3 separate regions of the Homo sapiens genome follow, and all the other regions are linked to region 1. Evidence: chromatin loops called from intact Hi-C (ENCODE). Cell type or tissue: HepG2. All regions are shown on one strand.

Region 1 (8,000 bases):
GCATAGAGCGATGCTGGGAACTCTCCCACCGGGTTTGGAGCCACGTGGAGGTAGCGTGGGGAGGAAAAGCTGCTGCAAGAAGAAACCACGTGGAGGTAGCGTGGGGAGGAAAAGCTGCTTCAAGAAGAAAGGACGCAGGGGAGGAGCAGGGAGGCAAGGGTCTGAGTGGAATGCGGTTGCAGCCAGGGGCTCCGTGGGCACAGGCCCAGGCTGGACCTGGGAATGGGCCGCATGGCCTCCAGTTGTGCTTGGCTGTGAATGCCCAGGTGAGCTTAAGGGCTGGCAAGATGTTGCCAGGAGACCAGAGACACCAGACCCTGGCAAGTCCATGCCACCCCTCTGCCTTTTGGAAGCCCCTTCCCTATGCATCAGGTGGAACTGAACACGGTGAGCATCTGCCTGAGGACCCCGTGCTACCTGAACACGGTGAGCATCTACCTGAGGACCCCGTGCTACCTGAACACGGTGAGCATCTACCAGAGGACCCCGTGCTACCTGAACATGGTGAGCATCTACCTGAGGACCCCATGCTACCTGAGCAGGTGAAGATGATTCAGCCGCAGTGAGCTGAGTGAGTGGACCAAACAAACTTGCTTCTCGCTGTGATCTGGGGGTGGAGGCTCTTGAGGACGACATGATTCATTGCAGATTTGCACCCTCCATGGTGACATGAATAACCCACTCTCTGAGATCTCACAAGTACAGGCCACAGCCCAGCCAGCCTGGGGGCCAGCAGGGCCCCAGCAGCTTGGTGACCCCTTCACCCGAGCAGGGCCTGTGGGGGTGGGGAGGGTGGGAAGGAGCTTCTGCTGTGGTCCCTTCCTCATCCTGCTGAGTCCAGGAATCCCAGGAACAGATCAGCCTCTTCCTGGCTTCAGTGCGCATGTATTTCAGCCTGCTCCATGGTGTTCAGCATTGCTGCCCACTGCAAGACTGCAAAGCAGAGAACTGGCCCTGTGGCGTCCATGGTCTCTTATATTTCTGTGATTGAGGGGACTCACCGATCTTATTATAACCGGATAACCGGCATTCAGGGAGAGCTGCCCTCAGAAAGCAGGAGAGGGACTGGGTTGATTCCCTTGTCTCATGTCCTGTGAATTTTCTGCAGAAGGGAAGCTGGCTGGAGGTGCCATGGCTTGTGGTGTGTTGGCCCCTTCACTCATTACAAGTGGCAGTGTGTGCTTTTCGGATAATCCCCGCTGCAACCCTGTGAGGAAGGGGCTGTTGTTGTCTTGCCCATTTTTCAGATGGGGAAATGGAGGTACACGTGGCCAGGGAGGAGCCCACTTGGAGCACTGCCCACCCTTCCCACAAAACGGCAGCTGCCCTCCGTGGTGACAGCTCATGTGCTGTGCATGCCCTGACCATCACCTCTGGTGTCTCCCCTCACTTCTTTGGAAGACCCTCCTACTGGGACTCTAAGGGCTGAGGGGTCTGTGAGGGACCCCCTGTGCGGGTGGCCCTCGTGGGATTCCCTCAGCCCTGCCCAGTGGCCTCCCTCAGTCCTGTGCCCAGGTCCCTTGGTGCTGTCTGCCAGTGACCATCACAGCTGGTCCTGCAAAGCACTAAGCCTTCAGCTCCTGCCTTCAAGAGCTGCCTGCAGAGGATGCACGGAAAAGAGGTAGAGAAGTTGGCCGTGCTCCCTTCTCCCTCACCCCCAGGGCTTGCCTCACCCCAGGCATCCTCTGGGAGTTTAGAATTCTTCCACTCGTCCACACTGCCCATGGACACACAGGCCTCGGTGCTGCTCTGCAACCCCCGTCAGACACCTGGGGAGGTGATCCCTTAAGGACATATCTTCCTGGACTAAAAGGCTGAGGATTGATTGTGTCGCTGTCTCAGAGGAGGGCTCGCTCCCAGCACAGGTGTCGCTCAGGGATCCTGTGTGAAAGGCAGGCAGGGTGTTTGCTGAGCTTGGTGGCTTCTCTTTGACATCGCTAAAGTACAGATGGCTGTGCTGAGTGGAAGCGGCCCCGCCCTGAGACATTCTGGGGTGGAGGCCCTGGCCAGGGCCCGGTGGTGCAGCTCATCCACGTGCCCTCCTTAGCCGCCACACCAGGGGATGGACCAGGGCAGTGGCTCAGGCCTTTTGGGGCTGGAGAAGCCGGGACCCAGCTGCTGGGTCTCCATGCCGGAGAGAAAGGAAGAGGGCAGGCCCCCTTGTGCAGTCAAAACTGGCATTGAGTTAAAGTAATCCTCCGTCAACTGAGACAAGTTAAAACCCACACTGAGCACTGCGCGTTCCTGGTGGCATTAAGCTTCTCAGTGTTCACGGAGAGGCAGCCTGGAGGTTGGGCTACACAGGCTGCGAGACGGTGCATAAGACCAGATGGTGGCTCCTCAAAAAGTTAAATGTAGAATGACAATTTGACTCAGCAATTCCACTGCTGGGCGTAGACCCAAAAGAAGTGAAAGCAGAGACTCGAAGGATGTCTGTCCACCCGTGTTCACCGCAGCCCTGTGTCCAACAGCCAAAGGTGGAAGCAGCCCCGTGTTCCTGGGTGGGTGGATGGGTGGATAGGTGGGCGAGTGGGTGGGTGGATGGATTAACATGGTGCAGTTCACACATACGATGGGGTCTTAAGCAGCCTCAGAAAGGAAGGAAATCAAAGTATTTTACCCCAAAATATATTTCTTTGACAGATGTTTATTATTACCATTTATTTATTTATTTTTTAAGATGGGGTCGCTTTCTGTCACCCAAGCTGGAGTGCAGTGGTGCAATCTTGGCTCACTGCAACCTCCGCCTCCTGGGCTAAAGCAATTCTCCCACCTCAGCCTCCCAAGCAGTTGTGACCACAGATGCGTGCCACCACAGCTGGCTAAGTTTTTGTATTTTTGGTAGAGACAGGGTTTCACCATGTTGCCCAGGCTGCTCTTGAACTCCTGAGCTCAAGTGATCCACCCACCTTGGCCTCCCAAAGTGCTGGGATTACAGGCATGAGCCACTGTGCCCAGCCTCTTTGATATATTTTAAAATGTCCCTGCAAAGCTTTCTCTTGTGGGGAAAGTCTACATTCTCTAGAGAACCCCCCTCCCTTTCCAAGTCTTTTTCCTGATCCAGGAAAGAATCCTCTAAGAGTCTGGCACCTTTTAAGTCTGATAGGAAACACTAACCATCTGTTCTTTCTAAAACCTGCTACCTGGAGCCTGCATCTGCATGATAAGAACCTTGGTCTCCACAACCCCTTATCCTGACCCAGACACTGCCTTCTATTGGTTCTAGGTCTTTGGATAAACTCTTTCAGCCAATTGCCAATCAGACAATCTTTGAATCCACCTATGACCTAAAAGCCCTCTCTGCCCTTTGAGTTGTCCCACCTTTCTGGATTGAACCAACGTACACTTCATGTGTGCTGATTGATGTCTTCTGTCTCCCTAAAATGCATACAAACCAAGCTTTGCCCCGACCACCTTTGGAATGTGTTCTCAGGACCTCCTGGGCTGTGTCACGAGCTATGGTCACTCACATTTGGCTCGGAATAAATCTCTCCAAATATTTTAGAGTTTGGCTGTTTTCATTGACACTCCTAAGGCAGGGCTGTGGCAACTGGGCTGCTGTGAGCTCTGAATCTGAGGGACAGTCCTGGACAGAAGCAAATGGACGACTCCAAGGAGTCTAAGGCAGACAGTGGGAGGGATGCGGCTGACACAGTGCCAGGCCAGGCCCATACGGGGCTGTCCGAGTTATTCCCACCAAACTCCTGGAAAAATGCAAAACATTGCAGGTTACCCTTGAGCCCAGGGCAAAGGCCCTTTGACCTTCTTGGGCAATCCTGCTGCAAGTACGATGACGTATCGGAAATGAACCATTGGTGCACAGATCATAAGGCACAGTTGTAACCTACCATAAACAGAAAGTATCTGAGACAGGTCTCAATCAATGTAGAGGTTTATTTTGCCAAGACTGAGGATGTGCCTGGGAAAAAGGAACACAAAACCACAGGAACATCTGAGATTTCTGCTTTGTCCAAGCAGGGTTTGGGGACTTCAATATTTAAAGTGGAAAGAGAAGGCAGTAGGGGAAAGAGGGAAAAAAAGTTGGGAGGGGATAGGAAAAAGGGGCAATGGCTGTATTCTTTCGAGGCCTTGATCAGCATTCACTGAATCCACATTTTACATAGGAGGCAGCAGAGGAATAGTCAATTACACATTGTCTCACTCTGTGAACCTGCACTAATAGGCATTTGTCTCAGGTGGGCGGAGGGATGACTCCTGGTCCCGTCTTTCTCCTGTACCTGTGAAGATAAACTGGTAATTTACATTGTCGGGGTGAAATTCAACAGAACTCTTTTAGGGTAAAGATCGTGGGGCCCACAAGGAATTTCCCTGTGAACAAATTGTGAAGGAGACCCCCCAAGGGAGGGATGTGGCCTTTTATCTTTGAAGGTACAAAAATGACAGGCAGTTTTGTGTGGCCAAAGGTCAAAAGCCCCTGCTGGCTGTGGAGTCTTGCATGTATTTTTGTTTACTGTTGTCCTCATCTGGACTCGGCCTGTTTTTATGATGGCCACAAGAGGACCTCAGCACTCAGGCGAGGCTTCAGAGCTCAGAGCCAGGTGGCCACCTGCTGCCTCGCCCGTGTGGACGGGGGATGCCCTCCTCTCAGAGACGCATATGGACCAAGTTGTCTCTGCTGGTATCCAAACTTCTTCTCCACAGGCCCGTGGGGAGGCCTCAAACCCAAGACCCCCACCCAACTTGGGTCAATCAGGTAAGCTAGGAATGGAAGAGAACTGGAATATTCAGGCACCGTTTTCCTTCCATAGCTGACAGCTGAATACTGATTTAGTTACCACGAAGAAAGAGGGGAATGTGGGTGGCAGACCTAGGTGGCCTCCCTGGAATTCCATGTCCCAAGTGGTCCTTCAATTGCAATGTGAATACAGCTGTGGTACCTCAGTCAAGATTCCTGCCTTTTTGTGAATCCACCTTCCTGCACTGCAATGGACGTGTGGCTTCTTGGTGCCTGGCCTCCACGAATCCGACTCCTGGCAGCCCCTGACTTCTTTTGGGGGATTCCTCCTGCTCCCACTCTCAGGTCATGCAGGTTCAGTGGAATGGATTCGGGTTCCATCTCCAGGGAAGCAAGAGGTCAAGCCTGGAATCCTCTGAAGAAAGGGTTTGGTTCAGCCATGAATGTTTTGCTCAAGTTAGACTAATCAGAATCAGGATTTAATTCTGGGGTTTTGGTGTGAACTGAGTGAAGCAGCAGGATGTAGTCCTGCCATTTTTCAGGGACAAGAGAGGCGTGGTCTCAGAAGAGAGCTAACACAGAGAGGGATAATCTAGGGGAGGGAAAGGAGAGATCAGAGCATATCTGAGCACTTGAGGTCTGTCCTGGCTTGCTCAGGCCTCCACAACCAAGTACCATGAACTGGGCAGCTTATCCAATGGAAACTTCCTGTCTCTGTCCTGGAGACTAGAAGTACAAGATCAAGGTGTTACCTGGACCCTGTGGCTCAGGTCGCGGCCTCCTTAAGGGATTTGCTATTTCCTTTGTGATTTATTGATCCAGTGGTGTTCAAGAGTGTATGGTTTAATTTCCACGTATTTTGAATTCAAGTAGTGTGATATTTTTCCAGCTCTGTGGTTTTTGCTCAAGATTGCTTTGGTTACTTGGGGTCTTTTGTGGTTCCATAAGAAATTAAGGGGTTTTTTTTAATCCTGTGAAAAATGTTATTGGAATTTTGTTAGGGATTGCATTGAATCTTTAATCACTTTGGGGAGTATGGACATTTTAACAATATTAATTCTTTCAATTCATGAACATGGAATATCTTTACATCTTTTTATAAAAACTTCTTCAGTTTTTCTCACCAGTGTTTTATAGTTTTCAGTGTACAGATATTTCACCTCCTTAGTTAAACTTATTCCTAAGTATTTCTCTAGCTATTGTAAATTGAATTGTTTTCTTAATTTCTTTTTTAAATATATTGTTAGTATACAGCAATGCTACTGATTTTTGTGTGTTGATTTTTTATCCTTCAACTTTACTGAATTTGTTTGTTAGTTCTAACAGTTTTTTAAAGCTATAGTAATCAAAACAATATGGCAGTGGCACAAAAAACATACATATAGACCAGTGGAACAAAACAGAGAGCCCAGAAATAATCCATGCTTTTACAGTTCATTGACTTTCAACAAAGAACACACAATGGGGAAAGGACAGTCTCTTCAATAAATGGTGTTGGGAAAACTGGATATCCACATATAGAAGAATGAAATTAGACCCTTACCTCACACCAGACACAAAAATCAACTAAAAATGGATTAAAGACTTAAACATAAGAACTGAAACTGTAAAGCTACTATAAGAAAACACAAGGAGAAACCTCCATGACATTGGCCAGGGCAATGAATTTTTTTAATATGAATCCTAAAAGCACTGGCAACAAAAGCAAAAATAGATAAATGGGATTACATCAAGCTAAAAAGCTTCTGCACAGTGAAGAAAATAATCAACAGAGTGAAGAGACAACCTGTGGAACAGGATAAAATATTTGCAAACTATGCATCCAATAATGGGTTAATATCAAAAATATATGAGGGATTCAAACAACTCAGTGGCAAGAAAACAAATAATCTGATTAGAAAATGAACAAGAAACCTGAATGGATATTTCTCAAAAGAAGACAAACGTTTCTCAAAAGGACATATGGATGGCCAAAAGGTATATGAAAAAATGCTCAACATCACTAATCATCAAGAAAATGCACAATGAAATATCACCTCACTTCTGTTAGGAGAGCTGTTATCAAAAAGATAACATGTTGGCAAAGATGAAGAGAAAAGGGAAGCCTTGTAGACTGTTGGTGGGAATGTAGATTAGTACAGCTATTGTGGAAAACAGCATGAAACTTCCTCAAAATATTAACAAAAGAACAACCACATGATTTGGCAATTCCACTTCTGAGTATATATCCAAAGGAAATGAAATCAGTATGTTGAAGACATATCTGCACTCCATGTTCATTACAGCATTATTTACAGTAGCTAAGATTCTAAAATCAACCTAAGCGTCTGCCAACAGATAAATGGATAAAGAAAATGTTACTATATATACACAATGGAATACTATACAGCCTTTAAGAAGAAAGAAATTCTGTCACTTGTGACAATATGGGTGGAATTGGAGAACATTATACTAAGTGAAATAAGCCAGGCAGAGAAAGACAAATACTGCATGATCTTATTTATATGTGACATTTATAAAAGGTAAATGCATAGGAGAAGAGAGTAGAATGATGGTTCTTAGAGGATACAGGGGGATGGGGGGCCCTAACGGGGCAGGATGGCGGCACCTCGGTTCTGGCCTGACATCTGTGCCCTGGCTGATGCAGGAGCAGGGAGGCCCTGACGGGGCAGGACGGTGACACCTCCTCTCCACACCTCTGCAGCAGAAGATCGTGCCTCCTGGTGGGGATGATTATTGATTAAAGCATCTGAATTCAATCAGAAGCTGTTTCCTGGTGCTCACATGTGTTTTCATTACCAACAGACCTGATCATTCTCTTTCCTTCCCTCTATTGATTTAAAAAGAGCAGCCTGGCCAAAGAATAAAGAAAGCAGCCCAGCACACACACACACACACCCCCACACATGCATGCACCATCCCCCCCCCTACACACCCCTCCCACATGCACATGTGTGTGCGCACATACACATGCACGCACAGGAGCCAACATACTGTAACTTTTCTGTGTTTTAGAAAACTCCTCTGTTTGTTTAGGTTATGGGTAGAAGGACTTGGGAACCTTGATAACCTCTGACTACTGTGTCCCCAACTGGGTGCTGTGTGGTGGCTCCCTGCTGCAAATAAATGGACTCTCCTTTTATTCACGATTCATGCCTCGAATAAAGACAGCAGCAGATAGTACATCTCTTTGAAAGATTTCTTTGCAACATGGATTCGGCCTTGAGAATTGTTCGATGTAAGCATGACTGAAATTTTGACAGAAAGATATTTAAACACAGGTCCAAATGCGGAATGATTCAGA
Region 2 (8,000 bases), 100 kb after region 1:
AAGAGCTCAGTAAATATTCTCCTGGTAATTGTCACATATCCTGATGTAATATTGAGTGAACACACACATTGGAAAAATGATGACATTTATTCAAAGCATGAAAATGTAAAAGGATGCTTGGCGGTGTTTCAGGTACACGCATGTACCTATAAGTATAGGAAAAAATAGGTAAATATAGGCAAACTTAGCAGACATCCGTCCTGACTTCAGAGCTGTGGCTAACTCTGTGATGGAGGGAGAGGCTTTAGATACAGTTTTTACACATTACTTATTGTTTGAAAATTAACTATTTGAAGGAAATGGAGCAGCATTCTAACTTGCCCCAGATCCATTTGGCGAGGGCATGAGGAATGGGTATGTGGTACTTGCATTTGTTTTTTGTTTTAAATACTTCAAAATTTTAAATATGTTTTTGAATAAGAAAAAGGCAATGAACCAATAGAAACAGAGAGGCCAAGTACACACCTTTGGGATCCAACTGTATTTAGTGGTGGTATATCATCCTCTCCTGCCACCCTGTTATGCTTTATTTTAACAGCCAAGAAAGATGCTAAGTGTCATGCTAACGCCAAAATTCAGCTGGGAGGTTAGCATCTTCCCTAATGTAAGATAATTCCATCCATTCCTTCACGTACCTTCATGTACATGCAATGACCTAGCGTAGCTACTGTGGAGATTACACGTGAATACATACATAAGCTGTGATCTGTTCAAAGAGGCTTCTGCTCTAGTTGTGAGCTGGGACCTTGGGCAACAGATTGGTTTTGGAAATAAGAAGCCTGAGGTTAATTTCAGACACCTCCACGTGCTGGCTGGGTGGGTGCCCTGAGCAAGCCAACTATTCATTTCGGCTTTGGTTCTTTTAGCTTTAAAATATAGTGTAGATATAAAATACCCACAATATCTACCTCACAGGATTGTCATGGGCACCAGAAGAAGATTTTTGTGGAAGTACTTTGTAAATACTAATTATTAATCATATATACTCGTTAAAAATAAATAGTAGATAGTAAATGTCAGCCACTCACAACTATGCTATAAATCTCAGAGTTAGTGAACATGTCCCTTAACCCAAATAGTTAACATTTTCTCAACTACAAGTCCCTGAGAGTCCTTTAATAAATTACTATTTTCCCTAAATTATATGTGGAAAATTATATGTAAAATAATCTTCCTATTAAATAGGGTATCATATTATCTCATCTTCCTCAACCAATCCAGTAGCTGGTGCAGGTCTCCCCAGCTTAGGCATAATTTGTTTCAGTTGTACCAATACATGAAGAAGTTAAATTCCTTCCACATGCTTGGTGTCAGCTCTTCTAAGCACCTGTGCTTCTGTGATCTTTCTGAGATGAACATACGTGAGTTCTGTGCTCACAGCTGCAAATAAAGACAAACTCTGAGGATCTGCCTGACTCTGGGTTCCATAACCTCCACTGTTTCTAACAGTTTGAAATTTGGTTAAATAAAAAGGATATTTGACAGTGAATAAATGAATATAAATAAAATTTAAATGGTATTCTACTCCAGGCACTGTTCTTGTCATTGCTTGAATTTTGTGACTCTGAGTGAGGTGAAATGCCTTCCAAGGAGTCACAGATCCCAGCCACAGCTGGACAAAACAAGGCAGGTTTAGAGCCAGCAGACACACAGGCCGCTCATGCAAAACACGGATTTGCTTTCAGCGAACTCAGCGAACCGAGTCCCCACGTGCCAACTCCTGGGCACTGCCCAGCTTCTCCAGCATGTCACCATGTGCTCCGGGGCCACCGCGTCCCTGAAGGCTCCATCGTCGGACGGTTCTACAATAGCTTCTTTCTGTACCCAACACAAACCCGTCATTGCAGGAAGTCCCTAGAGCACCAGCCCACCTCAAGGATGGACAGCGGAGGCCAGGTAAGAAAGCCGAAAATCAACAAGGAACGCTGGGCTCCATGAAGGAGGGGCCATGTGGCTGTTTCTACAGGGACCCTCAGGGTCACACAGAGACTTGTTCCAGGGCCAGGGGACACCATGCACTTTGGCTGCAGGACCCGGTGGGCTGGAAGAGTGTCTTCCGGGCAGACTTCAGAGACCCCCCGTAAGGAGTGTTGTCCTAAGGCCAATGCGCTGGAGGCACCGAGGGCGTTCAAAGACTGCAGAGGCTCTATTGCCTTTTCCTGAACGATGGCCAGTGCAGCCCTCACACAAAGGGGTCCCCCTCACTGCTGCTGCAGACCAGCACCAGGACAAGGGCGATGGGTGGGTCAGTGCTAGACAGCATGCGGGAAATGACTGTGTCATCTCAGCCTTGGGAGCGTCCCTCCAGGAGGGGTCCAGGACAGGAGGAAGGAAGCTCTCTCTCTCCAGCACTGACACAGAGAGGCCTTGTGGCTGCTTCATCGTCATGGAACCAGACACTTCCTGTCACCCAGGATGGAAGATGCATTTGCAGGAACAAACATTTGAAATTCCAGATAAGTCCTCAAGTGGGGTGAGGGGTGGCGATGGAGGAGAGTCATTCTTAAGGAGAATGAAGCTTTAGTTTAGCGACTAAAGTCATCGATTTGCTGTTCTGTCCCGGTGTGTGCCCTGCCCTTGCTTAGGAGACTGTAGCCAAAAGAAAAACAGAAATAAAGTGGAATTAAAAATTCAAAAATAGAAATTAAAAGATTGACTAGAGCATTATTTCTATAAGAATATTCTGATTTCAGTAAGAACTCTCAGCCGGGTGTGGTGGCTCACACCTGTAATCTCAGCACTTTGGGAGGCCAAGGTGGGTGGATTACGAGGTCAGGAGATTGGGACCATCCTGGCCAACATGGTGAAACCCCGTCTATGCTAAAGATATAAAAAATTAGCCAGGCGTGGTGGCAGGTGCCTGTAGTCCCAGCTACTTGGGAGGCTGAGGCTGGAGAATCGCTTGAACCTGGGAGGCGGAGGTTGCAGTGAGCTGAGTTCGTGCCACTGCACTCCAGCCTGGGCGACAGATTGACTCTGTCTCAAAAAACAAACAAACAAACAAACAAAAAAACAAAAAACAAAAACAAAACAAAACAAAAACTCTCATTTCTTGCTGGGGATGAAGAAGAAGCGCCATGGAAGAGTCTCCGGTTTTCTTGGAGCCCGTTGTTGCTGTCGCCTGTGACAGCGGCCAGCGACCGGGGCCTCCGGAGGCCGAGCAGCCTGGAGTTCTGCATCCTCCTGTGGCAGCCGCCTGTGTGGGCCTCTCTCACAGGCATGGAGTCCCCATGCCCAGACCCTGGGCCAGGCCCCTTCTCTGGAACTTCAGCCTCCCAGAGAACGGGTCTTTCTAAAACACAAATGTAATTACATTCTCCCCCTACACCTCTGCTTCTGAGGAACCGAACACACAAGGGTCCAAGGCTGGATCGTATCTAAAAGCAGAACTCTGACCCACACCTGCCCAGAAAGCCGACTCCTTTTCTGCAATACACAGCCCAGGAGGCCAGTGGCCCGGTCAGGCTCTCAGGGAGCCACATTGCCATCTTTAGTGAGAGCCCAGGAAGCTCAACAGTAACTTCTGTGACAATCAGCTCCGGAGGGCCAAGACTTGATCAGTCCTGACAGCTTCCTAATTTTTGTCCCTGCTTCCACTCGGGACCAACCAGAGAAGGCGAGATACGCCCCCAGGATGCCCGCCTCTCATTAGAGCTGTGGTGTCCCCAGAGCCTGGCCTCCAACAGGGCACAGCTGGGGCTCTGTGTGTTCACGGGAAGCTTCCCTGTTGTGAGCATCTCTGCCTGCCCAGCCCACTCACTGCGGCAAGCCCTGAATAAACAACCTTTGTTTGTCCACACCCGGCGGCCTTTGTTTATTCCACACTTCAAAGCCGGCAGTGGCTGTTCCCCTTGTCCCAGGTGGAACTGGGAGCTATGGGATGACCCACAAGTCCACACCTGGTGACTGTCCAGCTTCATTCCCGGCTCCGGGCCCGCTCTTCTCCCTGGATTGCTCCTGCACTATCTCTCTCTCTTCTTCCTTCCACTCGCCTGTCTTCCTCTCCCCACTCCCTCCGCCTGCCTCTTCCCCGACCCCCATCCAGCTCCTCACTGCCCAGCTTCACCGCCGCTTACCTCTAAGCTTTTACAGAGGTTCACTGCTTTCCGTCTCCTCAGGAAGGCCCAGTGTCAGGTAGGACTCTGCTGTCCTTGGGTTATTGATTAGCCAGCTTGTCTATCCTTTCCTGGGTCTGGTCTCCCAGCGGTTGGCAGCAGGGGCTGAGTCAGCAGCTGTGGTATTACAGCCATGCTCTACTTCCACGAGCAGAGAGCTAAAACTCTGCTCCAGCTGGGCCCCCAAATGCAATGCTGTCCCCAAATGTGTAAGGAATGTTGAACCATGGTCCTCTTCTCTTAGCCATATTTTTGGGACCATTTACCCACCACTGCTCTTGCTATATACATAACCTGTTTTCAGAGAGGGCTGTTTTCATAATTCTTTATCATTTCCAGGGCACCTTTTGATGTGATTGCATTTTCTACTCCAGGCCATAAAAGTTGCAGCAGCATTTAACTCAATTGAGGTAAAAATAATTTGGATAGTTGAACCAGCAAACATTTCAACTATGCAATAGCTTGATTTTATTTAGTGGGATTCAGGAGCCCAAGGCTATGTGAGGGAAGGGTTTGCAGCAGGAGGGAGGGATGAGTCTGCCTTAAGGAGCCCCAGTGCTCAGGAGAGGAGGGGAGGAGCCCCTTCCTGTCTGCACCGCCCAACCTTGACTGCACAGGCAGCCACCCAGTGAGCTCAGCACATTTGGTAACTGAGTGAATGAAAGAACACACCCTGTGTATGGCTTTCACCAGACAAGCCCCCTTTGAAAAGGGCTGTGTCTGCTGGATAGTGGCGGGGCCCATGTGACGTGATTGAGGGCCGCGGTGTGTGAACATGCCCAGTTTACAGCATCATTTCAAAGCCTAGCAGGGCCAACTATGCAAGTGATTGAAAAAGACAGTCAACAAATTCTTGTGGACTTTAATCTTTAAAAATAAATATACTTTTTATCAACCATTTAAAAACTAGGCACCATCACATTAAAGCCACATGAAATCTGTATTATATAATAATTTTGCCCTTTTTTCACTGATCTTTCATTTATTCGCAGAGATTAAATACATACTTGACCCGTAAGGTGGGACGGCATTAAATCCATTCCAGATGCGCTCCCGTTTTCCATCAGGCTTTATGTATTTAACGTTTAGGATCCAGTAACTGTACAGAACCTCGGATTCTGTCATAAGAGGGCTCTGCTATGGTTTGCGTGTGGTTTGTCTCCACCAAAACCTCTGCCAAAATTTGAAATTTGATCCCCAATGTGGTGGTGTTGGGAGGTGGGTCCTGGAGGTTTCTGGGTCATGGGGGCAGAACCCTCATGAATAGACCAACACAGTCCCTCAGAGCTAAGTGAGTTCTCGCTCTGGCGGAATGGCCTAGTTCCCGAGAGAGCAGGTGATTAAAAGAATGGCTTCCTCGGCTTCTGTCTCTTGCTTCTTCTCTCACCATGTGTCTCTTTACACACGCCCGGTCCCCTTCTGCTTTCTACCGTGGGTAGAAGCAGCATAAAGGCCTTATCAGATGCCACTGCCTGTCTAACTTTCCAGCCATGCATATCATGAGCCAAATAAGCCTTTTTTCTTTTTCAATTACCCAGTTCTGTTACAGCAACACAAAATGGACCAAGACAGGCTTTAATTATTCTACAAGCTGGAGCAAGAGGATGTAGAGAGAAAACTTTGCTGGGGTGCCCGCTTATATTCCTGAATTTGATCAGTAATGATACGCTCTGTTTTCTTCAATGATAACGTATGATTTGCTAAAGTAGGTTGGGACATTTTCCCTAATATTATAATTAAATCTTTCACAAATTCTTATAATTTAGAATTCCTGACATATTTTTTACTTTAGCTTAACTTTAATTCTTTATCCTTTCATTTTAGGATAGAAGAGGATAGGATATTTTAGGATAGAAAGGATAAAGAGCAACTTTATCCTGTTATTTTTATTTTTGTTAAAATATTTTTATTGTAAGCATGCTAGAAGTTAGTTCTAAAGACCCCGGAAGTCAAATTCTACATTGTCTACTTTTTAATCACTTGAGAGAGAGGGAAACAGCTCCTCTGTCTTCCAACGCACTTGAAGTCTGCCCCCGTCATCTAATCAATCACACCCCCTCAAATGACAGGCCACGCTCTGCCTTAGTGGGCTTCCTGGTTCATTTCTGCTTCTGTGTGAGTGGTTACAATTATGTCTGTTTAGAGGAAAAATATGCACAGAACATAAGACATTCAGGAGACGAATGTTCACCACAGGGCATCTCCATCCATCCTCTTTCTGCGCGCCTGCCTGGGCCACCTGGCCTTCTTGCAATATCCCTGTTCTCTGAATTCACAGTGCTTAAGACTCTGCCACGCCCATCAGCACCCTGTCGTCAGCCCTCTCAAAAACGGGCTTCTTATGACTGGCGTTCTAATTGTTAACTGTGTTTTAAAGCATTTCCCCAGGCTGCTATCTGCCCTGGGCCTGCACGTGGCATCTGCCCGCTCTTCCTGGTGGTGCCTGGGCGATGTTTGCAGATGGGTCAGGGAGGCTCACCAACTCTGCACACTATAGGGAGGCCATAACCTGGGCCGACTCACCCCTTGCCCCTACTGTGGGGAGCACAGACAGATGTGGGTCCCATTTTCAAACTGCCAGCTTACGCCTCCTTCCAAATCCTGAGGAGCTATCAGCTTCATTTGATGAAGGAGGAAGCCGACTCAGCCAGGCTATGAGGAGGCCAGGCGGGATGGGAACTGGAGACAGAGCTGTCCTCCTGTCCTGGGCTGCCTGGTCCCGCAGAACACTGAGCGGAGGCAAGGAGCCAGGGTGCCGGGTAGACGGGGCAGGAGGGCTAGGGAACCCTCCGAGGACCCCCATGGAATCTGTGAGAATTCTACTTCTTTACTCCAAAGCTACTGGAGAGTAGAAGAGCACTGGCAAGGCCTTGGGCCTCAGGCAAACTGAAATGCATGTTTGGGCCTCCACAGTTAAAATGGGGGAGAAAGAGAGAGCATGAGAGAGGGAGAGAGAGAGAAAGCAAAAGCCAGAGAGCACATTATTGAGGAAGAGAGAGAGGATGGAGAGACAAGGGAAGGAGAACGATTGATTGATTGATTGATTTGGACTGTCAGATCACTGAGGACCCTTCCTGCCCCCGATGCAACGGCTGCATTTTGTCTGGAGTCTGCATGGTTCTCCTGGTCAGCTTGCAGGACTGTGCGGAGCAGGAAGGAATTCGCTTGGCTGGAATGCACCCCTCCGGGCTGCAGGTTGGAAGCTGAATGTCTAGGAAACCACGCCTAGCTTTCTAAAAGACGGGCACTGTCAGAAAACCCTGAGGAGCCCAGACCCACTGCACTCACTCTCCTTATGGGCTGATTCCCTGTGATCTTGGCCTGCAACACGGAGTCGGAGCTGCCTAGAGTTGTGATACAAGCTAGGTCACCACGGAGGATGAACAGGAAGTTTGCACTTTCTGGAGAGTGCACTCAAGCTCCTGCGAAAAGCACCAATGAGTGAGCAGAATGTGTGACTCAATGGAACTTCCTAGCCACGTCTTCAGCCCGGTAGCTACAAAAACATGCGTGGACTGAGGCTGCGCCCACAGTCCTCAGTGAGGACGAGGACTCAGGCTACGGGGCTGTCGTCACAGCCTCACCTGCTAAGTGGTCCTGGAGAAGCCACGCTTCATTATAAAAATGTTGTCATTTTTATAAAATACCCTGTGAATTAACTTTTACAATAACACCCCCATCCATGAGTGGGTTTGAATCATCCTTTTAAATTTCAATGCAGGTGTTTAGAAAGCTTGAGGAAGATTCTGGCCTTCTGTTAGGAAGCAGATTTCAGGAAGGGCAGGTGAAATTGCACACAGACGAGCTCAATGGGTGTTTGAATCTGTCTGCTCTGACCCCTGGGAAATGCTTGCATTTTCTCGTGGTGTGCACAGAGAACAGACC
Region 3 (8,000 bases), 65 kb after region 1:
ATAATTGTGGCTATTTACTTGAGTTCAAACACTGAAAAGAAAATGAGAATTTCCTCTTTAAATTCCCTTTTCCCACGTCCTTCCAGGAAATTCACTCTCAGAAGCATGTTCCACTCAAGCGGACTTGGCCTGCGCTGTGAGTCAATGTAAAGAGGGTGTGTTGGCTTCGGCTGGTTGACCTTCAGAAGTCGGAGAAGGCCAAAGTCCCACTGAATAAACTGCAGATGAAAGAGACTCATGGGTCCTCAGAAGGAGGCATATGGCTGCTCTCGGGATCTTGACTTTTGAAATATTTGTTTAAAGCAAACACTTGCAGTGGCCGTGGAAAGCCTCCCGTTTCCTCTGGACCCTCAGCCTCTCCCTCGCAGGGCACCGGGCTCTCTCCCTCGGGGACAATGAGGCGAGAGAGGCTTTTGTTTATTCTTCAGGAGTCTCTGAGAGTTCACAGTCATGTTAAAAATTAACCTGGGGCCAGGCGCGGTGGCTCATGCCTGTAATCCCAGCACTCTGGGAGGCCAAGGCACAGGCGGGTCACCTGAGGTCAGGAGTTCAAGACCAGCTTGGCCAACATGGAGAAACCCCATCTCTACTAAAAATACAAAAATGAGTCGGGTGTAGTGATGGGTGCCTGTAGTCCCAGCTACTCAGGAGGCTGAGGCAGGAGACTCACTTGAACCCGGGAGGCGGAGTTTGCAGTGAACCGAGGTCGTGCCACCGTACTCCAGCCTGGGTGACAGAGTGAGACTCTGTCTCAAAAAAAAAAAAAAAAAAAAATTAAGAAAAAGAAAAAAGAGACCAAGCATGGTGGCTCATGCCTGTAATCCCAGCACTTTGGGAGGCCGAGGTAGGCTGATCACCTGAGGTCAGGAGTTCAAGACCAGCCTGGCCAACATGGTGAAACCACGTCTCTACTAAACGTATAAAAAATTAGCTGGGTGTGGTGGCGAGCACCTGTAATCCCAGCTACTCAGGAGGCTGAGGCAGGAGAATTGCTTGAACTTGGGAGGCAGAGATTGTGGTGAGCCAAGATCACGCCACTGCACTCCAGCCTGGGCGACAGAGTGAGACTGTGTCTAAAAAAAAAAAAAAAAAAAAAATTAGCCTGGGCTCACACCAGCCTTGGGCTCCGCCGCTGGGCTCTCCTCAGAGTCCTTGGTCACACGGGCTGACACTTTGCCGAGTCCTGGCCCCAGGCCCAGAGGGACTCACCTTGCAGGAAGGGAGGGCCTCCTGATTCCGGATCCCACAGTCTGGAATCACCAGACTGGGGCAAATCCATCTTCTGCCACTAAAACTTACCAGCATCTTAAAGCCCAAAGTGCCCTTTTATCTGTATTTGCAAATACAAGCTTATTATTTTCTAGAAAGAGACTCCTTACAACGAACAAAGTGCAAAGCAGTGTCCATATTTTAATAGGCCTGAGCCTCAGGTGGGTGATGCCTGCATTTCAGGCTCAGCTCTGCACTTGAGCTGTAAATATGCGTTCCTTGAGATTAAGACGAAAAGGAAAACCGTCCGACAAATGTGTTTGGTGGATTATGACACCATGACGCGTGGCCTCAGTTTCCTCACTTTGAAAAATATCCTTCAAGCAGCACAGAGCGGGCGGTTTGTCTCACGCTGGAGAAGGAATTCAGACGCAAAGCTCGCCGCAGCCTCAGAGGGCAGGCGCACCAGGCTCCTGGGTTCTCTCCGTGAAGGAAACTGACGAAGCCTTCCCGAAGGCTGATTTCTAACTGCCTGATGCTTCCAACGAGGTGGAGCTGTGGGCACAGACTCCCCTGAAAAGCTGAAGACACGCGCGGAGAGTGGGCACTGGACACTGGTTTCCAGCCCCTTAGCCTGGTGCCTTCAGAGACCGCGCCCCACCTCAGGGCTCGGCTGGCAGCAGGAGCCGGCGTGGAACGGCACAGACGCCGGTGCTGGGGGTTGGGACGGGCGGGATAGAGCCTCAAGTCTGTCTGCGGCCTGAGGCCTTTCTGTGGGCTGCTGCAGACGATCACTGCCAGGTGGAGAAGAAAGCCCAAGACAAGCTCTGGTTTTTCTGCATCTCTTATTCCCAAACTGATGTATATTTAGCTTCAGAGTAGCTGAACCTCCTCCTCCGCCCCCCAGCCCCCATCTCCCTGTTAGAAACAATCTGTGGGACCTGAACATCCTCCCAGGGTCTAAGACCAGGCTCTCTGCTGAGCCACACTTTGAGAACAGTGCTGTAATTAAATACACACGTGTATTTTTTTAAAATAACAAAATATATTTAAAAACGTATTTTTCCTACCTATTCCCTTGTAATGTTTCTCTTTAGATGTGAACATAATTAAATGTAAATTTGTTTTACTCCATTTTTATTATCCAAGTGTTTTTTACTTTGTGATTCTTTAAGTTCCTTAGATTTATAATTATAAAGTTGTTAAATTTTCTGTTAAATTTATAAACTATATTTGTCTGGCTTGGATATTAAATATTAATACAGAGAAGCCGAACTAACTTTCTTAAGAAGAGGTGTTGGGGCCCTTAGAACTGTTAAAGTGAGAAAAAAACTGTAATAAGCAATATATTCCCCAACATTTTAAAAGTCATTAATTTAATTATGCAGACACTTTAGGTTAGTGCTGTTGGGATTCTCCGAAAGGCGCCCACGTGAACCAGCGCCCCTCACCCGCAGCCCACTTGTCCTCAGCCCTTTCCCTCCCCAGTCTCCAGGATTTTAAGTTGTAAATTACTTGAAACGTGTGCATTCACCACCAAGAGAAAACACAAATGTTCCTCCACACTTAGAATACTGTAAAGGAGGGGAAAAAATTCTAAAAACGTGAGGGATAACTGAAAAAAAAGTGATGAAACAGGCCCCAGAACGCATAACGCTGTCCAAAGTACACCGCTGGCTTCTGGCCACGTGACTCTCCCCATAGCAGTCACAAAACTGTGGGGCTGACTTTGTTTTCCTGCGTGTTGTCTATTTTGACTTACTCACAGCTGTTCGTGGCACATGCAGACGGTCGGAGAAGAGGCCTCCGTTCCTTCCTCGCCTCCTAACCACCGGTGCCCTGACAGATCCGCCTCCAGCTCATGAAAGGGTCAGGTGTTGGGACTTGTCTTTGGAAACCATATAGCACTTTCCACCTCAAGTGATTTTTTAAAATCTACATGACAGGCCATGTAAAAAGGCTCCTCATACTCTGGGCAGTCCCTGCCCCTGTGTGCCAAGCCCTGACATGCTGGTTGGATGAGAGGATTGCTAAACATATTTACCGAAGTGCTGTGGAATTGAAGGCATTTGGGAAGATAGCATGCAGGAAAACTGTCTCTTCAAACACCGATTGATTAGGGGATTAGGGATGGGCCCACCTGAGCCAGATAAGGAGCTCGAGGTGCCCGGCCCACCCCCCAGGCCAAGCGACTATCCTCCTGGGAGGCGCTGGACTGACACCCTGGCTCACATCCTTCCTCCAATTCTCCCTCTGTTTTAAATCCCAAAGCTTTCCTGCACCTTTACACTGCATTTTATGCTTTATTACCTTCTCAGCCCCTTTTTCCTGAAGGCAGAGAACTGTGCTTCTGGAAGAATCCTCCCTTCCTAACACGAAGACCCCCTGGGCATCAGCAGACCAGGGCTAGAGACGTCACTAGGTGGCCGTCTCAAATCAGGGATAGGAGCTTCAGGCTCCGTGTTATGGGAGGGGCTCTGGTTGCGACTGTCCCATGTGGATCATGAAGGATGTTGACCCGAGACAATGCTGGACATGGTGAGGAACATGTGGGCACATCAGGAAACGCTGCGGCCCCCCCCCATCACACACCGGAGCCTCTGTGGGACCCCTGGTCGGTGCATCCCGGCACTCCGCTCCCACCTGCTCTCTGTGGCTTGAGAGGAGACGGAGATCTGAAGACCAAGGCTCTTTCCCAAATGCCCCAAATCTAAAGGCAAAAGTGTGCAGGCTGGTGGTTGTGGATGCGTGAAAACCCGACAATGGGATGGCTACATCTGGAATTCATTCTTCACTCTCCTTCCCACCCTTCTTTCCATTGTCCTGGAATAGACGCGACCTAAGTGGATTCAAATCTATACTAGGATTTAACATTCTCCATGGATCAGAAGTGATGGTTTGTTGGAGGAGACCTGATGGGGTTAGGAGCTGCACATTAAAGATGTTTTGTGTCTGGAGACTGACCCGCTGTCAGCAAACTTTGGAAGGTCACTGTGAGTGGGGGACAGGTGAGACAGAGAGGATGGAAGCTTCACCAGTGCAGAAGGGTCTCCGTAGGGGATTGGCTCTGCCATGGCACCTGACACCCTTGCAGGAACCCACATCGGCCACAGGTCAGGCTTGCCGTTGCCTGGCTGGTCATAGCAAGTGGCGTGTGACCCTTGGACATTGTGGGAGGAGTAGCCTCCTGCTTTTAATGAGGGTGGGAGTCTCCACCTCACCCCGCAGGAGACAGCTGCAGGCTTCCAATCTGCTGCTGGAGAATGGGGGGACTTCCCGACAGCAGAGCCTATGGCTGCTCATGCAGTCATGGGGTAACTGAGTACCCCCCTTTTTCTAAGAGGTGGTTTATAATTTTTTCCCTCTCTCTCTTCTTTTCCTTGGTTGCTCACTTCCTATTAAGCCCTTCAGAAATGCAAATCTAGCCTTTCACCTCCTCCTCACCAGACATTCCCCGCGGGCAAGTTCTTCTAACCCTGTGTGCCCAGACAGCTCTCTCCGGATTTGCAGAGGAAAGCATCCCTTCCAGCTAGCTGCCCCGGATTTTCCTCCACCAGAAGCGCATTGCGAAAGCAAGCCCCTTTGGCCACCTTTACAACTTATTTCTGCCCAAGTCACCAAGAAGGTGCCACCTCAGATGTCTGGTAGATAAGGCACCAGGCTAGCAGAGGGCCCCTGCCCTTAGCTTAAAAAAGAGTTCACTTTCTGCTGCAAAGGTGAAGCAGCACATTTAAAGGCAGGATGTCTTGTGCCCCTTCCCCAAGTTATAGCTTCAGAGTAAATTCACTGTTTTTGTATCAGAACTCACTCTTGTTGATGGAACTCTGCATGCGGCGAGCAACTCACCTGGTTTTTGGTTACAGTGAAGCGGGGGGGGCTCTGGTTCCGTGTTGTCTTGTGGGACCAGAGACACAGAGCTTGCAGCATGCCATCTTGCTTGTGTGCGGTGTGTGCAATAAATGTTAAAACCACAGGTGCTCTCGTGTCCAGGCCAGGCACATCTCTGGAAGTGTGTGCACCCAGCCTAGCAGCTGCTGCTGCTGCGGGACCCTCAACCACTTGACATGGACCCTCGACCACTTGACAATGCCAATTCTCCAGAAACAGACCTTCAGATTCAGTGGAATCCCTCCAAAGAATCCACAGGTGATATTTTTTGGAGGGGACAGGGAGAGGGACACACGTTTTAAAATTGACATGGTGACTCCAGTATTTGAAGATGCATGTTGAAATGTACAGGGCCAGTTACAGACAATAAATGATCTTAGATCACAAGGTCGGAAGTCAGACTCTTCCGTGATGCAGGCTAGAAGACAGACAAACAGATCCGAGGCAGGGAACCAGAACTCCAGAAACAGACCCCCCACGTCCCCTAATATATGACAGAGTGATCACTGCAACAGATTGAGGAAAAGACAGTTTCAAAAACACTAGGGCTGGATCAATTGTGTATTTTTAGGGGAAAAATAAATATTTTCTTTTGCCTCAAACTACCATTCCGAAAGTTGATTTCATGTAGATTGAAGGTGTAAATGTGGAGGGTAAAACACTAAAGAATCAGGAAGAAAACACAGGCCTGTCTTCAAGAAGATGGGCAGACAAAGATTTTTAAACATTATTTTTTATTTTAAGTTCTGGGTACAAGTGCTGAATGTGCACGTTTGTTACATAGGTAAACATGTGCCATGGTGGTTTCACGCACCTCTCAGCCCATCACCTAGATATTAAGCCCAGCATCCATTATCTATTTTTCCTGATACTCTCCCTCCCTCTGTCCCCTCTGACAGGCCTCAGTGTGTGTTGTTCCCCTTCCTGTGTCCACATGTTCTCGTCGTTCAGCTCCTACTTAATAAATGAGAACATGTGGTGTTTGGTTTTCTGTTCCTGTGTTAGTTTGCTGAGGATAGTGGCTTCCAGCTCCATCCATGTCCCTGCAAAGGACATGATCTAGTTCCTTTTTATGGCTGCATAGTATTCCATGGTGTATATGTACCACATGTTCTTTATCCAGTCTATCATTGATGGGCATTTGGGTCGGTTCCATGTCTTTGCTATTGTGAATAGTGCTGCAATGAACATATATTTGCATGTATCTTTATAATAGAATGATTATATTCCTTTGGGTGTATACCTAGTAATGGGATTGCTGGGTCAAATGGTATTTCTGGTTCTAGGTCTCTGAAGAATTGCCACACTGTCTTCCACAACGGTTGAACTAATTTACACTCCCACCAACAGTGTGAAAGTATTTGGCAAAGATTTTTTAAATGGGACAAAGAAAGCACTAATCATAAATGAGTTTGAAAAAAATGGAACTTTATGAAAAATTAATAATTTGTGTTCATCAAAATACACTGTTAGGAGAGGAAGAGGCAAGCTCCGCATAGTGAAGGCAACTTGCAGTCCATGCATTCAGTAAATACCCACACACCAAGAATGTAACAAGATTTCCTGCAAACTGGTAAGAAGGCAAACCAAAAGAAAATCTCAGCAGAGAACTTGAGCAGAAACAGCGCGAGAGAGGCTGTCCACACGGCTTGCAAATACATGAAAAGGAGCTCAACGTCAGCAGTCATTAGGGAAACGCAAGTTAAAACCAAAATGAGACAGCAGAATGTCGAACATCAAAAGACCAAATTTACAAGTGTGGGAAATGCTGATCAACAGAACTGTGCATGGCCAATGAGTGTCCAGTCCTTGGCCTAGAAGGGCAGGGCTTAGGCTGGGGAAGATCAGTGGAAAGTTGAGGGCAGCAGCCAGGACTGGGGGTGGGGAGAGAGGGGAGTCCCTCCAGAAGGACCTACAGGGCCTAGCACTTCTTATGTGGGATGACAAGGTGCTGGATTCCTGGTCTTCTGCCACACTTGAAGCCATTTGTAGTGGTGGAGTCATGATGTTTATGCATAGCTTATTTGGTTAAAACTCATTACACAAAGGCAAAACCAAACAGTGAATGGGAGGGAGGAAACGTGGGCTGTGAAAATGACACAATTTTCAAGGAGTTTGCCTGGGGACAGAAGAGAGACCAGGGGGAGGTAGAGCTGATGCAGAAGGTTTCAAGGACAGTGAGGGAGATCCCAGCCCTGAAGATGGTGACAGAGACCCCAGCCCCAGGGACAGTGAGAGGGACCCAAGCTCCAGGAGGGTGAGGGAGCCCCCAGCCCCTCTGGTGACTGCGATGCAGGAAGGAAGAGCTGGATCTCCCAGGAGGCCTTGGGTGAGGGTCCCTGGGGTGTGCTGGGCTCTCAGGAAGCACTTGAGGGGAGAGGTCTGTCAAGCATGTGGCCAAATTCTAGAGTGAAGGGTTAGGGGGACATGAGGGTTAGGGGGACATGAGGGTTAGGGGGACATGAGGGTTGGGGGGACATGAGGATTATGGGGGACATGAAGGTTGAGGGGACATGAGTGTTAGGGGGGACAGGAGGATTATGGGGGACATGAGGAATTGCTGATTTGGGGCAGGAAAGTGGAAGCTCTGAGCCAATTACAGCTAACATTAGAAGGATCCGCACAACATGCCGGGACCCCAGATCCAGGGACACGGGCGAGGTGTTTTGTGCCCGGCCTCCCTGGTTCCCACTTCTCCCTGGCAGGCTGCGGGCAGCAGGCTGCGGTCCTGAGAAGCGGGAGCCGTGTCCATGCTGACACCCGTGCTGTGCCTCCTGGAGGGAGCCTCGCCAGCCGTATGGCAGCATGTGTGACGGTCTGTGATTCTTTTTCCTAGGGTCCTATTTTCCCTCCCTAGGAAAAACACTGTCCTAATAAATTGTCCTACCTCTTCCCTGGTTCTC

What was found. Hi-C counts contacts between places; a loop is a spot of excess contacts. Peaks named below come from ENCODE experiments on the same cell type or tissue, not always from the same donor. Only the 100,000 strongest peaks of a DNase experiment are listed, where the experiment ranks them.
Region 2: a loop joins it to region 1, with 7 times the contacts of the local background. A loop is called at or near these places in 2 of 110 quality-filtered maps.
Region 3: it touches region 1 in a loop (4-fold over the local background); 3 of 110 quality-filtered maps call a loop at or near these places.

What each region holds. Positions count from the first base shown.
Region 1 is chr6:168,197,041-168,205,040 of GRCh38, forward strand. No RefSeq gene overlaps it. Among named protein-coding and RNA genes, the nearest start is that of DACT2, 120 kb to the right of the region's middle. In HepG2, a CTCF peak has its summit at 4,521; DNase peaks (open chromatin) are centred at 3,771 and 4,511; H3K4me3 peaks cover 1,061 bases.
Region 2 is chr6:168,298,001-168,306,000 of GRCh38, forward strand. It overlaps a transcript of DACT2 not described here. Among named protein-coding and RNA genes, the nearest start is that of DACT2, 18 kb to the right of the region's middle. RefSeq lists an enhancer at 2,664-3,652 and a silencer at 4,549-4,803. In HepG2, no CTCF peak of the experiment used is centred here; DNase peaks (open chromatin) are centred at 3,801, 4,171 and 4,811; H3K4me3 peaks cover 1,500 bases.
Region 3 is chr6:168,261,826-168,269,825 of GRCh38, forward strand. LOC101929420 (a long non-coding RNA gene) reads left to right here. Exons shown (of 5, transcript NR_110870.1): 5 at 87-753. Among named protein-coding and RNA genes, the nearest start is that of DACT2, 54 kb to the right of the region's middle. In HepG2, no CTCF peak of the experiment used is centred here; DNase peaks (open chromatin) are centred at 446, 2,896, 3,256 and 4,346; H3K4me3 peaks cover 1,140 bases.